Linked DNA regions of Mus musculus: region 1 is linked to region 2. A link is a loop called in an ENCODE intact Hi-C map of the cell type or tissue named here. Cell type or tissue: heart. All regions are shown on one strand. Links, peaks and the distances in the headings refer to the core of each region. The heading gives the core; the rest is flanking DNA. Region 1 overlaps Skint6 (selection and upkeep of intraepithelial T cells 6). Region 2 overlaps Skint5 (selection and upkeep of intraepithelial T cells 5).

Region 1 (8,353 bases), core at 34-8,033, 700 kb after region 2:
TGTGTTGTGCCTAGATTGGAAAAATCTATCACTACACTACTGCCCTCCCCATCTATAAGACCCTTTAGATCTTGTGTTTTCTCCAGGCCATATGCTTTTGCTCTGCATTTCTTCTTCCTCTCCCTCATCTATATCCTCCCCCTCTTCCATTTTCCCCTTCTTCTCTCCCCAACTTTCCACACCACCTTCCCTATATCTACTCAGTCATCAGCTTCCCTTTATTTTACAAATTAAGATAGGAAGGTTTACAGGAAATCACATGAGTGCTGACTCATTCTTTGTTCACAACCCCTCAAGGAGAATGGAATTAACATCAAATATAATCAGCCCATGGCTATGCAAAAAAAATTACCCCTTTCTGACCAATTGAAAGACTATTTTATGTCAGACATAATTGAACACAACTATTATCATTTTGTAATTTATAAAGTACAAGGGACCTAACAGCCAGTGCATCATCTTTGTTAATTAAATAGAAACTCTGTCATCTATTCTTACTTGGAACTATAATTCTACATCTGGTTATGTCTTGGCTTTAGATTGAATGCCATCTGAAAACCATTCTCTTAAGCCTATTCCTCGCAATGTAAAAATCCTGGGTTGGCTAGGAAAGTGTTTAGTTTTTCAATACCATCAGAAGTCCAAGAATGAATGATATTAAATATATAGGAAGCATAACACAGCTTCAAACTTTAGTCTATTTATAGAAACTGCTGATCACTTGGGGAGCCCCTTATTTCAACACTTTAGCTGATCCATCTTCAGACTACTGGACAGGGTCATCTGACAAATTGAGAGAAACAGGCATATTTAGGACTAGCATACTCTGTCTTGGCATAATCCAGATGTCTTAACCTATAATTGTGTCCTTTCTCTGGACAGTATTATGTCTGTAGATGAAATGAGACAATTTTTTCCTAGTGGCTGTTTCGCCACAACTAGAGTAACTCAAAGATGCTCAGTTACTCTTTTGAATCCAAGTCAGGGAAAACTAATGTAAATAACAAGTAAATAATTAACAATAAAGTTCACATCCAGTGGAGTTCTGATGTTTTTGAAAACCAAATATCTATGTGAAGTACTCTGGACTTTTATCTGTTACTTACTCTCAGGCATTTCTGATTAAAATAACTGAAAACACCCTAACAATAAACTCAGGGACATGAATGTCCTATTTGGCCCTTAACTTGCATGCTTAAACATCTCTGATCTTTTTATAATAATAGCAACAGAAAGATTGGGTCTATGTTCCACACTTCAAAAGTTTTAGGTTCCAAGAAAACCAATATTACCCCAGTCCTAAAGACTAGAGAACTGAGATGAAGACTCTTCATAACTGCTTCAAGCTGAATATGGGGGCTGAGATAATTTTGTAGGGGGAGGAAAAGTAGGGAAATGGGGAAATTTGTTGGCCTTAAGTAGGCCACACCAATGATTGTCTCTGATTTCTGTGTCCTGAATGGATCTGGATGAAAAACCAGAACATCAGGAGTTCAGGCACATCAGTTCAGCATGTCTTACAATGAAATTCACCAAGGCTGTATATTCTGTAATATATAAATCTCAAAAGAAAACTTTAGTATCATCAAGATAAACATTTTATTCTCTAGAATCTAGTTCTTCAGGGAGTCTCCCTCCATCAAATATGATCCATATAACCCTGGAAGCTTTAAAAAGTTTAAACACCATTTCCAAAAACACAAAGAGAAAACCTATTCCCCAAGATCAGCCTATCCTTCAACTGGTAACCAAGAAAAGCTGTAGTTAGCTCTTTGTCCCAAAATAACAATAAAACAACCGTAATACTCAAAATCACACATATTTCAGCCTATTGGGGCCTGTCTAATTTGTCACATCAGGATATTAATCCCACATTCCTGTGGAGACAATGGTAGAGAATATGAGTCTCCTGCAGTTCTTATTAAATTGATTCACAGATCTATTTATACATGCTTATAAGAGGCAACTTTAAAAAACAGGATTTAAAACCAAAATTCCGATGGAGCCCATTTTAGACAAAATTTAAATATCATGTAAGAATTATTAGAGCAATATATCTTTATACAATTTTAAAACAATTATTTCAAACCTTCACTAATATCTGCCTATAGGAAACAGCTAGTTTTTAATTGTTAAGCTCTCCACACCTAGTGCAGCCAACCTGTTATAACATCTATTTTTTATGCTCTCTATCTTGAGCCAAAGACATTTATTTAATTAATACATATTATACTATCTATCTGTTATGCTTTCTACCTGGATCCACAGTCTTCTATTAATTAATACCCGTTCATAGCAGGTGATTATTACCACTCTCTCTACTTGGAGTCAGTGGCTAATGTTCCCCATCTATTTCAGAACTGCAGGTGAAATTTCCCATATTTAAGTACCAAAAGTTATATTTCTCTCTTTATAACAGTGAATTTTCTGGTCCAGAGCCCTTGTACATTTATTACCTGATTCTTTATTCTCAGGGAGGAGCTGAGTGTAAAAAGACCCACATTGTCTGTGTCCCTTTTTTTGCATGTGGGAGACAGGGTAGGGTGTGAAGGATAGGGGGACATGAACACAGAAAGGCTGTGTAGATGCCTCTATACCATCCTCAGTAAATCCTCAAAACCAGCCACGTTTGAGTCTTGCCTGCTGCAGCCTACATTGCTGCACACGACCCACTCATGCCTTGGAGGCAGGGAATTGTTATCTTAGGTTAGTTTAGTTCAAATCAATATGTGGGGTGCCATTTAGTTGGAGTAAATTTCCAACCCAAAAATGCTCCAGCAATGAAAACACAATGCAATTAATATGAATATATACTCTGTGCCTAGATTGGGCCGATCTACCACTATACTCCCATAGTCTACATCTATTTCACTGTTTAGAACTTGTATATTCTCCAGACCATTTGTTTCTGCACTGCTTTTTTTCTGCCACTTCCTCTGTGTCCTCTCCCATTTCCATTTTCTCCTTCTTCTCTTTCCTAAATTTCTGCTCCACCTTCCCTTTATCTTCCCAATGTAATGTTTCTTTCAACTCCCAATTATATAATTTTCATTTTTAGGCCATGATGTGAATTCAGTATAAAATTCATATTTTAACTTATATAATGCAGAACAGCTAACATCATGTTTTTTCTCTTTTTTGATTGAAAACTTTACATAGATACAAGTGCATTTTTATATATGTATGATATTAATATAAAAACCAATACTGTTTGAGAGTTAAAGACAACCCAATAGACAGAGAAAAATTTGGTCAGGGTCACAAACTGCAATTTATCGTGTTATGTCTTCATGGAAATATCTTAAATAAATTCATCCATATATTGGTATATGTAGGCCACCAAAATAAAAACCACAAACTCAAGTACATTCTTTCCAGTGTTCTCTCTGATAAGAGCCTATCAATTTTATCTAGATATCGTTAATGGATGCATTATGGCCATCATAAATGGAATAGGGAATGAATGTTTCTGAATGCCTTTATTCATATTTTCTCCCTATATTATTTGCTGTTACTGGCGGAGCTTTAGACAATGCTATTTTAAAAGCTGGAGTTTCCAGGCATAGTGGCACATGCCTTTAATCCCACCACTTGGGAGGCAGAGGCAGATGAATTTCTGAGTTTGCGGCCAGCCTGGTCTACAGAGTGAGTTCCAGGACAGCCAGTGACTGTACACAGAGAAACTGTGTCTCAAAAAACCAAAAAACGAAAAAAATTTTAAAAAAAGCTGGATTTGCCATTATATGAATAAATGAAACAACTTTAACTATGTGTATTACCATTCAAGTCAGTGATAGAGCTCTATATTGAGTAATGTTTGTCCATACCCATGATACAGTGTACTATACAGCTATACAGCTATCTAAATTTTAATCATCTTGTCTCAATTCATTAAGCTTGGCCCCATATTTGCATGAGAAATACCAAATAAACTCATTGCTTTCCCCAAAGTTGACTTCCTTGGAGTCACTCATCCCGGGTAAGGGATTCTGCTATGCAAAACAGTAATCTAGGATTTGAAATAAAAAGAGTGGGAGGAAGATATTAGCTTATAAATTCACGTATATGGAAGAAGGGAACAAGTTAGAAATTTGCCAATACAGCGTGAGTTCCAGGACAGCCAGGGCTACACAGAGAAACCCTGTCTAGAAAAACAAACAAACAAACAAACAAACAAACAAACAAAAAACAAAAAACAAAAAACAAGAAACAAAAAACAAAAAACAAAAAAAGAAAATTGCCAATAAGCCCTCTTTTGGAATAAGTATTATAATCCAATATTATAATCCATTATTATAATCCATATTCAAAATATATTCAAATGAGAAGGAATAAGAACACCGGGTAACCATGATAGATTATATTAATCAAGCATGATATTCAAGATCAGTACTAGAAGTCAAAGAAATTATGATGTTCAGGGAATATTCTGTATTTCAACTTTTGAAGTTTGGAAAATTATAAATTAAAATGCATTTTCTCATAACCAGTCTCTCAAATCCATAGGCATGGAAACTCATTGGACAATGTGGTTACCACAGAACAGAAGATACAATAATATGACTATCCATTCAACATGGGCTGAGGCAATACAAGGACATCCATCTAAATGATTGACTCATCAATACTGGGAACCCTTTACTATCTCCAGGCATATTTCCTTATGACTATAAGAGGTTGGAAGACAATAATAAAAGGATAGGCATCAAAAAACAATTTTGTTATAGAGGAGCTGTTCAGTGCCCAGGTTATAATGATGTTTATACGTTTTTATAGAATCCCAAATATAAAGCTAATTTGATTCTGGTTCTGTATTTCAGTTTTGCTGAACCTGACGGTATGATGTGATCTTTAAGAGATCAAAAACGCTTTGAGAGATATTAATGATTTACATTGTTATTTAGGTTGAATTCTTTAAATTTCATGCAAACAAGATGGGATACTTGGAGGCAAAGGTAGAAAAAAATGGTCTGCTAGATTCAGCCAAGATGAATGTGATAGCTGGCATTCTAGAGACATTTTGACTAAAATATTAAATGCTGTGTACCAGTGATCTTATAGGAGGCTTTAAGTCTGACAAAGTTTTCAGGAAAAATGTAATTAATAAAATAGCATTGAAAATTATTTAGCCTTTCATGGTGAAGTTCAGTAATTCCCTCTATGTATATGTGATATGTGCTTCTGCCAGGCACATTGAGACACCCCCTTGAAATTTTTCATCCATCATCTTTCAATAAAACATTATCATTGATTTAGCAAAGAAGCTCTGGTGCAACTCAGGTAATATCAATGCCTGTGCAATAGGCTCAGCATGCTATAATCTCTCTTTCTCCTCTGGCCTGTGCAGGAATGAGCTGCACAATATGCCACAGATTGATGACTGCCCAAGGTAGAAATATCCACAGAATACCTGAAATTACAACACCTAGAATGTTGGAGAACATGATTGGCCTTTACATGGATAAATTCATCATCTCAAATGCCCACACATTTGAACCAATGCTGCTTTTGCAAGCCCCATAGTTATAAGTTTAAAGCAATAATTTTTACATCGTAAGTCAGCATGGTTTTGTCAAGAAACAAATTGTTTCCCTTGTGTCTTATTATTTTGAAGTTTTGCATAGGAAAAGTAGTCCATCATTGATTTTCTGTTCTTGTGCCTACAATTACAATAAATTGCCCACTCCTAGTTTGGGACCTTTAGTGACAAAATAGTGGCCTGATTTCTAATCTATACTGAATAGTACCTGTAATCCTAATTTGTTCTAAGCTAGCTTTCTATTTTTTCTGAAGTTAGCATGAGGCACCTGAAATTTGACAGAGCTCTATTTACAGCGTTTTAGGTTTTTTGTTTGTTTGTTTGTTTGTTTGTTTGAATAGGAGGTTTGAGATTACATGTATAAATTTAGGAGTTCTATAAAATCATTACCTGGAATGATGTGATCAAATTGATGGGCACAGCTTTACTGCATCAAAGTACATTTTTATATTGACCTTGCAGCAAATCTGCCTAATAGGGAGGCTCAAGAACATCAATTTATATAATAGTGGCAGGCAAGCCATACCAGCAGCAAATAGCAATCCTGCGATAAAGTCTGTTTCCCTGTATCTCATAGAGTACCCATTACTGCTATGGAAAATGGAGGGCCACCTTGAGAAAACACACTTGCTTGCTGGTCTCAGCAGTGAACAATATTTTATGATAACCAGATGCAAGACAGGTTTGGATAGGGACCTTGGTGTTTGAAAATGTGAATATCTTATGAAAATCAAGTTCATAGATGAATAAAGGCCCAGACAGAATCTATGGATATGTAGAGTGGGATACAACCGATATTAGTTCTGATATGTGTATCGATAATAAACTAGGTCATCCTATACATAGAGATATCTTATATTTAAGTGCCTAGTGATTCAGTTGCAGGAACATGGTCATATGCAAAGATATTGTGAATAATCCACCATAGGGCACCTGTCTCAAAATGTCTGGTGCTTTTAATATGGGAAATTTGGCCATTTTTAACCCAATTGCCATCAAGGCATCTCTAAGGGCAATGGTTGTCAAAGCTATAAATCAGAAAGATTACCTACCCTTCTAGGTGTGTTCATTTGATGAGGCCTGGGTTACTATTGAAATTATGACTGTAGGTCGGAGTGAGACACACAACTCCTTTTCATGTCATTAGAAAATAGCATAGTTACCTATCTGGAGGGACAGGTCATTTGCCTCTTGTCAGCCAATAAAGAATAAGAAGCAGGCAGAAATACCTCAAAGAAGTAAGGTAAATCTAATGCATGCTATTGCAGGCACTGCTGCTCTATCTAGACTTGGGAACAGATCAACTTCTTACTCTAAACCCATAGGACTAAATGCCATAAAAATAACTAATTGATTTTATGGTCTCTTGCCCACAGGGACCAAATCCATGCTGTTGAAAAAAATAGGATTGATTTTGAGGAGTTCCATTGTGAATCCAGGTATGATCAGTGACAATTTCAAAGAGAAATTAAACCCATTGTATGTGACAAAATAAAGATACAATCTAAAAAAATCTCTAGGATTAAGCAGATGCTACTAGGTCCCTAGTTCTAGGCCAAAGTTGCTTCAGGAGAAAGAACAGGATTATTTGTAAGTACTAGAAAGTTTGTTAGCTTTCAGTTGTTAATGTTCACTGGCCAAAATTAAAGTTTTGTAAAAGGTACTGAATTAGGATGGTTGGTGGCAAGAGGAACTTTTGTAACTTTGATTTCACAGAAATCTTGAAATTCCGAATGACAAATTTAAGAGGGTTTTACCAAGCTCATAGGAAGTTGAAAGTGGTCACAGATAAAAGCAAGAGTTGAATGAACTAAATGTGTGGTAAAAGAAGGTCCAATGTGAAAGTTAAGATCTTATGTAGATGCCATGCACATAAAGTTATGAGGAAGGGATCTTTTCCAATGGAGGGTTACCTGGGTTAGTATTCCTATGAACTAGAAACCGCATGTGAGATATTTAGGGTGAAATGTTGGATGCTACTGGCAAAGATATTGATATCTATCATCAAAAATAACCCCAGGCTTTGCCAACACCCAAACACAGGGCATAATAGGAGCTGATTTTCAAAGTTAAAGGAGGAGGCATGACTGAAATGCCAATATCCTTACCCTGAAATGGCTAACACACAAGCTCATATGGATAGATCAATGGTCCTTGACAATGGAAACATGATAGAAGCTTGTCCATCTGGTACAAGAGAAACTAAAGGCCAAAGACACAGAGGTGTCTACCAGCTCATGAAATCCCCTGCATTTGTTATAAAAACAAATACGGAAAATTGAGAATGTTAACAGATTTTAAACTGAGGATAGAGTTATTCAACGAATATGTTCATTATAACAATGGAATGTCTTTACCTTAGGTATTATCTAAGTAATTAATAGTAATTGTTTTGAATAACTGATCTTTTACTATTGCTTTAATGAGTAGAATAAAGAAATTTTTACCTTATTGTTCATACTTATATCAATGCTTAACCTGTAAGACAATATCAGGGAAATGTTCTACTAGGAATGTTAAAGAGTTCAACTATATGTCAATATTTTGTTACATAACCACTGCAAATAATTTGTAGATAATTTTCTCAATCCAATAGTTTTCATTGCATGGATGATAGTTTGTTGGCAGCTTCTGACACAGATTCTTCAAAGTAAATATTTAAGGAAAAACACACTACTCCACTATGCCAACAATGAAAGATTGATATAACTCAATTCAATGTGTCTATGCATGGGAGAATAACTGATGTCTGTAAACTGATAATTGCAAAAGTGTACATGAGATTATGGTATGCACGCATGATGGTGTTGAATT
Region 2 (8,353 bases), core at 96-8,095:
TATTTTACAAACACAGGACATTATCATAACAGAGATACCAAATTTAAAGGAGGATCAGTGGCTTAAATGCCAAGAGTCCTACCATAGAAATGGTATTGTCTACAGCACCTTCCATTTATGTTCCCAATAAATTGTTTCATTCAATATACAATTATCAATTTTAGGCCATGAGGTGAACTCAACGTGAAAGTAATGTTTTAACTTACATGCTGCAGAACAACAGATATAATGAAACTTCTCTTCTTAGATTGAAGACTTAACATAGATACAAGTACAATCTTATATATGTATGATGATAATATGAAAAAAAACAAGATTGTCTAGGAGTTAAAGACAACCCAATAGACAGGGAAAAACTCATTTTTTTTCTTGGTGAGGGACAAGAACTGAACTTTATTGTGATATGTCTTCATGAAAATATATTAAATAAATTCATCCCCATATATGATGTATATGGGCCACAAAAATAACGACCAGAAACTCATACATTCTTTCCAATGCTCTCTATGACAAGAGTGTATCCACTTAATCTAGATATCTTCAATGGATGCAGTATGGTCATCATAAAAGCAGTAAAGAATGAAAGTTTCTGTATGCCATTTTTTATACTTTTTTTCCCTATTTAATATATGGTCTTTTGCCTACAGGGACAAAAGGGTTCCTTTTGAAAATTATTCAATCAAGTATTCAAAGTTCCAGTGTGGATATAGGTATGATCAATTAAGATTTCAAAATAAAATTAAAACCCATTGTCTGTGAAAACATGTGTAAATAAAATTTAATGGTATTATTGGGATTTTCCTCATTCCACTGTATCCCTATCTGCTATGAAATTCTGCTACAGGTGAACCAACAAGAGTGTTTTGAAGTACAAGAAAATGTGTCAATATTCAGCTCTTCTCAATCATAGGCCAATTAAATTTTAGAAGTAAATGGGATTGAAATAGTAGGCTTGATTGAAATAGGAGATTATAAAACTTTGACTTTCCAGAAATTTTGTAATACATTCTGGCCAAATTAAAAGGTTTATAACAAGTTCTTAGTAGAATTTTTTCAGGATTTACAAAAAACAAAAACAAACAAACAAACAAAAAGAGTATTAAGTTTAATATGTGTGAGAAAAAGTTTAAGTGTCAAATTAGAGAATTAGAGGTCTTATATTCATGACATAGCCATAAATTTATGGGGACTAGATATTTACCAATATTTGGGTGCACAGGTAAATGTTCATGCAAGACAAGAAAAGTACCATGATGAAATGTAGCAGAAATAGGGAGGATTCAGGGAAACTTATTGATATATATCTTCAAAAACAACCCAAGGATTTTCCTGTTTTACAAACACAGGACATAACCTGAAGATAGATACCAAATTAAAGGATGATCAATGGCTTAAATGCCAAGAATCCTACCACAGAAATAGTTACCTCTCAAGCCTGTATTAGTAGATCAATATCTGTAGACAAAGGAAATATGAAAGATTGACTATGTGTTACAAAAGAAACAGGAGGCAAAGCATGTAGAGGATTCTGCCACTTCTTGGGAAATCCCTGCATATGTTATGAAAAAGTGAAAGGGAAAACTGATTTTTTCATAGATTTTAGAGCTGAAGTGGTAATTATTAATGAATATTCACATTAGAGCCTTTTGTTTCCTTTACCTTCCTTATGTAAGCGATAATTGTAATTAATTTAAAGGGCTGTATTTTACTATCCATTTTAGTGAGACAGAAAGAGAAAGGTTTCCTTTATTGTCTCTAATTTTAACAATGATTAATCCATGAAAAGTATTGAAGGATGACTTCTTCTATAGGGAAGGTTGAACGTTCTTTCATCATGTCAAATTCTTGTTCAAAAACCACTGAAAATACTTTGTGGATAATTTTGTCAACACATAAGTTTTCATTACTTGGATGGAAGTTTGTTGTGAGCTTCTAACACAGATACTTCAGAAGAATCTTTAAGTAAAGAGTGTCCAAATCATTTTGTTGGCTTTGAATGCAGGATATACAGCAATTCAAAGTGGCCATGCATGAGAGAGTATTTGATGTCTCTGAACACGTAAATAAGCCACTGTACATGAGAATATGGTATGCATGAATAGTAATGTGTTGAATTAAATCTCCAACTCAAATATGCCCAGTTAATGGAAAGAAGCTCAATTTTATATGAATAGATATGTTGTGCTTAGATTGGATAAATCTACCACTACACTACCACACTCCCCATCTATGATACCCTTTAGACCTTGTGTTTTCTCCAGGGCATGTGCTTTGCTCTGTGTTTCTTCTTCCTCCCCATCATCTGTGTCCTCTCCATCTTTCATTTTTCTCTTCTTCTCTCCACAACTTTCCCCACCACCTTCCCTTTATCAGCTCAATCATCAGCTCTCCTTTATTTTACAAATTAAGATAGGAATGTTTACAGGAAATCACATGAGTGCTGACTCATTTTTTGTTCACAACCCTTCAAGGAGAATGGAATTAACAACAGATATAGTCAGGCCATGGCTATGCACAACAATTACCCCTTTCTGACCAATTGAATGACTCGTTTATCTCAGACACAATTGAACACAGCTATTACTATTTTGTAATTTATAAAATACAAGGGACCTAACAGCCAGTGCCTCATCTTTGTTAATTAAATAGAACCTCTGTCATCTATTCTTACTTAAAGACCTATAATTCTACTTCTGGCTATGTCTTGGCTTTAGATTGAATGCCTTCTGCTTCAAACCTTAGTTTATTATAGAAACTGCTGATCACTTGGACAGTCCCTTATTTCAATACTTTAGCCCATCCATCTTCAGACTATTGGACAGGGTAATCTGACAAATTGAGAGAAACAGGCATATTTAGAACTAGCAAACTCTATCTTGGCATAATACAGCTGTCTTAACCTATAACTGTGTCCTTTTTTTTGGACAGTATTATGCCTGTAGATGATATGAGACAATTTTTTTCCTAGTGGCTTTTTCACCATAGCTAGAGTAACTCAAAGATGCTCAGTTACTCTTTTGAATCCAAGTCAGGAAAAACTAGTCTAAACAACAAGTGAATAAATAACAATAAACATCACATTTAGTGGACTTCTGATGTCTTTGAAAACCAGCTACTTACATGAAGTACTCTGGACTTATATCTGTTACTTACTCTCAGACATTTCAGATTAAAATAACTGAAAACACCCTAACAATGAAATCAGGGAAATGAATGTTCTATTTGGCCCTTAACTCACAGGCTTAAACATCTCTGATCTGTTTATAATAATAGCAACAGAAGGACTGGGTCTAAGTCCCACACTTCAAAAGTTTTAGGTTCCAAGAAAACCAATAATAATCAGCCCCAGTTCTAAAGACTAGAGAACTGAGATGAAGACTCTTCATAATGTCTTCAAGCTGAATATGGGTGCTGAGATATTTTTGTAGGGAGGAGGAAAAGTAGGGAAATGGGGAAATTTGTTGGCCTTAAGTAGGTCACACCAACGATTGTCTCTGATGTCTGTGTCCTGAATGGATCTGGGTGAAAAATCAAAACAACAGGAGTTCAGACACATCAGTTCAACATGTCTGACAATGAAATTCACCAAGGCTGTATATTCTGTAATATATAAATCTCAAAAGAAAATTTTAGTGTCATCAAGATAAACATTTTATTTTATTCTCTAGAATCTAGTTCTTCAGGGAGTATCCCTCCATCAAATATGATCCATATAACTCTGGAAGCTGTAAATACTTTAACACAATTTCCAAAAACACAAAGACAAAAGCTATTCCCCAAATCAGCCTATCCTTCAACCGGTAACCAGGAAAAGCTGAAGTTAGCTATTTGCCCCAAAAGAACAATAAAACAACCATACTACTCAAAATCACACGTATTTTAGCCTATTGAGGCCTGTCTAATTTGTCATGTCATGATATTAACCCCACATTCCTGTGGAGACAATGGTATAGAATATGAGTCTCTTGCAGTCCTTATTAAATTGATTCACAGATCTATTTATACCTGCTTATAAAAGGCAGCTTTTCAAATCAGGATTTAAAACCAAAATTCCCATGGAGCCCATGTTAGACAAGATTTAAATATCATGTAAAAATTATTAGAGCAATACATCTTTATACAATTTTTAAAGCAATTATTTCAAACCTTCACTAATATCTGCCTATAGGAAACAGTTAGTTTTTAATTATTAAACTCTACACCTAGTGCAGCCATCCTGTTATAACATCTATGTTTTGTGCTCTCTATCTTGAGACACAGACACTTATTTAATTAATGCATATTATACTATCTATCTGTTATGCTTTCTACCTGGAGCCACAGTCTTCTATTAATTCATACCTGTTCATTGCAGGCGATTATTACTGCTCTCTCCACTTGGAGTCAGTGAGTAATATTTCCCATCTATTTCAGAACTGCAGGTGAAATTTCCCATCTTTAAGTATCAAAAGGTTATATTTCTCTATTTATAACAGTGAATTACCTGGTCCAGAGCCCTTGTAGGTTTATTATCTCATTCTTTATTCACAGGGAGGAGCTGAGTGTAAAAAGACCCACATGGTCTGTGTTACTTTTTGTGCATGTGGGAGACAGGGTAGGGTGTGAAGTATAGTGGGAAGTGGACACAGAAAGGCTGAGTAGATGCCTCTATGCCATCCTCTGTAGACTATCAAAACCCACCACATTTGAGTCTTGCCTGCTATAGCCTACATTACTTCCCAAGCCCCACTCATGCATTAGAGGCAGGGAATTGTTATCTCAGGTTAGTTGAGTTCAAATCAATATGTTGGGTGCCATTTAGTTGGGGTAAATCTCCAAACCAAAAATTCTCCAGCAATGAAAACACAATGCAATTAATATGAATAAATGCTTTGTGCCTAGATTGGGCAGATCTACCACTATACTGCCATATTCTACATCTACTTCACTGTTTAGAACTTGTATATTCTCCATACCATTTGTTTCTGCTCTGCTTTTCTTCTGCTACTTCCTCTGTGTCCTCTACCATTTCCATTTTCTCCTTCTTCTCTTTCCCAAATTTCTGCTCCACCTTTCCTTTATCTTCCCAATGCAATGTTTCATTCAACTCCCGATTATATAGTTTTTATTTTTAGGCCATGATGTGAATGCAACATTAAATTAACATTTAAACTTATATAAAGAAGAACAACTGACATCATGATTTTTCTCTTCTTTAGACTGAAGACTTTACATAGATAAAAGTACATTGTTACATATGTATAATGTTAATATAAAACCAATATTGTCTGGGAGTTAAAGACAACCCAATAGACAGAGAAAAATATTATTTTTTTGGTGACGGTCAAAACTGCAATTTATTGTGTTATATCTTCATGAAAATATCTTTAATAAATTCATCCCTATATTGGGGTATGTAGGCCCTAAAATAAAAACCACAAACTCATGTACATTCTTTCCAGTGTTCTCTCTGACAAGAGCCTATCAACTTAATCTAGATATCTCAATGGATGCATTATGGCCACCTTAAATGCAATAGAGATTGAATGTTTCTGAATGCCTTAATTCATATTTTGTCCCTATATTCTCTGCTTTTACTGGTGGAGCTTTAGACAATGCTGTTTTAAAAATAGGGAGTTGCTGGGCATAGTGGCACATGCCTTTAATCACAGCATTTGTGAGGCAGAGGCCGGCGGATTTCTGAGTTTGAGGCCAGCCTGGTCTACAGAGTGAGTTCCAGGACAGCCAGGGGTACACAGAGAAACCATGTCTCAAACAAGCAAACAAACAAACAAACAATGAGCTGGATTTGCCATTATATGAATAAATGAAACAACTTTAACAATGTGGATTACCATTCAAGTCAATGATACAGCTCTATATTGAATAATGTTTGTCTATACCCATGATGCAGCTGTATAGATATACAGCTATTTAAATTTTAATCATTAAGCTTTCCCCCCATATTTTCATGAGAAATGTGAAATGACCTCACTTGTTCCCCCAAAGTTGACATCCTTGGAGTCACTGGTCATTTGTGGGACTCCAGGAAGGGATTCTGCTATGCACAACAGTAATCTAGGATTTGAAATAAAAAGGGTAGGAGGAAGATATTAGCTTATAACTTCACATATATGGAAGAAGGGAACAAGTTAGAAATTTGCCCATAAGCCCTGTTTTGGAATAAATATTATAATCCATATATTATAATCCATATTCAAAATATATTCAAATGAGAAGGAATAAGAACACAGGGTAACCGTGATAGATTATATAAATAAAGGATGATATTCAAGATCAGTACTGGAAAGTCAAAGAAATTATGATGTTTAGGGAAAGTCTGTGTCTTAGTCAGTGTTTCTATTCCTGCACAAACATCATGACCAAGAAGCAAGTTGGGGAAGAAAAGGTTTATTCAGTTTACACTTCCATACTGCTGTTCATCACCAAAGGAAGTCAGGACTGGAACTCAAACAGGTCAGAAAGCAGGAGCTGATGCAGAGGCCATGAAGGGATGTTCTTTACTGGCTTGCTTCCCCTGGCTTGCTCAGCCTGCTCTCTTATAGAACCCAAGACTACCAGCCCAGAGATGGTCCCACCCAGAAGGGGCCTTTCACCCCTGATCACTAATTGAGAAAATGCTTCATACTTGGATCTCATGGAGGCATTTCCTCAACTGAAGCTCCTTTCTGTGTGATAACTCCAGCTGTGTCAAGTTGACATAAAACTAGCCAGTACAATTGACCCCTTGTCAACTTGACACACAAACACATCACTAGTAATCCTCAACCCTTATTTCTTATTCATCCCAAAGATCTAAATAACTTTAAAAGTCCCTCAGTCTTTGCAAATTCTTAAAATTCCAATCTCTCTTAAAATCCAAATTCTTTATAATTAAAAGTCTCTTAACTGTGTGTTCCACTAAAATACCTCCTTCAAGAAAGAAAAAAACATCACACAGTCACAATCAAAAGCAAAAATTAAACTCCAACTGTCCAATGTCTGGGATTCAACTCACGATCTTCTGGGCACCTCTAAGGGCTTAGGTCACTTCTCCAAGCCCTATCCTTTGTAGCACACAGCTCGTCTTCTAGGCTCCAGCTGCCTGTACTCCACTGCAGCTGCTGTTCTCGGTGGTTATCTCATGGTACTGGCATCTCCAAAACGCTGCTGTCTTCCACTGTAACTTGGCTTTAACAATAGCCTCCCATACGCTTTCTTCATGGTGGCAAGCCTCAACTCCTTTACATGACTCCTTCAGTCTTGGGCCATCAATTGCTACTGAGGTTGCACCTTCACCAATGGCCTTCCATGGCCTCTCATGGCCTCTCACAGTGCTGAGTCTCAGCTGCTCTTCATGACCCCTTCATGCCTTCAAAACCAGTACCACCTGGATGACTCTTACACATTACCAAGTCCAGCCACAACACAAGGTACAAACTTGGCATCTCTGGAACACAGCCTCCGTGCTCTCAAAAAACACTTCCCAGAAGATGTCACCTCAGTGATCCTGGTCTCTTCTTAATCACCACTAATTTTTAGCTCCAGCTAACCAGCAACAATAGTCCCAGTAATGCAAAGTTTTTGCTTTAGTAGTTCTGATATCTTGTTAATCACAGTTGATTCTTCAGCCCCAGCTAACCAGAACCACAGAATCTTCACAATCAAACTATCAATGGCCCTGAAAAAAAAAAAAAAAAAAGTCTTTAATCTTCCCTCTGAAATTTCACAAGCCAGGTCTCCATCTTCTGTACTGTTCTCAACATTATCTTCCAAGCTGCTGCACAATGTCTGACAGAGCCCCTAATAGTGATCTTCTAGCCCAAAGTTCCAAAGTAATTCCACAGTCCTCCCCCAAACATGATCAGGTTGTCACAGGAATACCCCAGTATGCTGGTACCAATTTGTCTTAGTCAGGGTTTCTATTCCTGCACAAACATCATGAACAAGAAGCACTTGGGGAGGAAAAGGTTTATTCAGTTTACACTTCCATACTGTTGTTCATCACCAAAGGAAGTCAGGACTGGAACTCAAGCAGGTCAGAAAGCAAGAGCTGATGCAGAGGCCATGGAGGGATGTTCCTTACTGGCTTGCTTCCCCTGGCATGCTCAGCCTGCTCTCTTATAGAACCCAAGACTACCAGCCCAGAGATGGTCCCACCCACAAGGGGCCTTTCCCCCTTGATCATTAATTGAAGAAATACTTCACACTTGGATCTCATGGAGGCATTTCCTCAACTGAAGTTCCTTTCTCTGTGATAACTCTAGCTCTGTCAAGTTGACACAAAACTAGCCAGTACAGTCTGTATCTCAACTTTTGAAGTTGGGAATATTTTAAATTAAAATGCATTTTCTCATAACCAGTCTCCAAGACT

What was found. Peaks named below come from ENCODE experiments on the same cell type or tissue, not always from the same donor. Only the 100,000 strongest peaks of a DNase experiment are listed, where the experiment ranks them.
Region 1: it touches region 2 in a loop (11-fold over the local background); 12 of 42 quality-filtered maps call a loop at or near these places.

What each region holds. Positions count from the first base shown.
Region 1 is chr4:113,003,081-113,011,433 of GRCm38, reverse strand. It overlaps Skint6 (selection and upkeep of intraepithelial T cells 6), which reads left to right. Exons shown (of 49, transcript NM_001103199.1): 23 at 6,916-6,978. Among named protein-coding and RNA genes, the nearest start is that of Skint10, 230 kb to the right of the region's middle. In heart, for the core only: no CTCF peak of the experiment used is centred there; no DNase peak of the experiment used is centred there.
Region 2 is chr4:113,708,045-113,716,397 of GRCm38, reverse strand. It overlaps Skint5 (selection and upkeep of intraepithelial T cells 5), which reads left to right. Exons shown (of 59, transcript NM_001167876.1): 29 at 648-710. Among named protein-coding and RNA genes, the nearest start is that of Skint5, 290 kb to the left of the region's middle. In heart, for the core only: no CTCF peak of the experiment used is centred there; no DNase peak of the experiment used is centred there.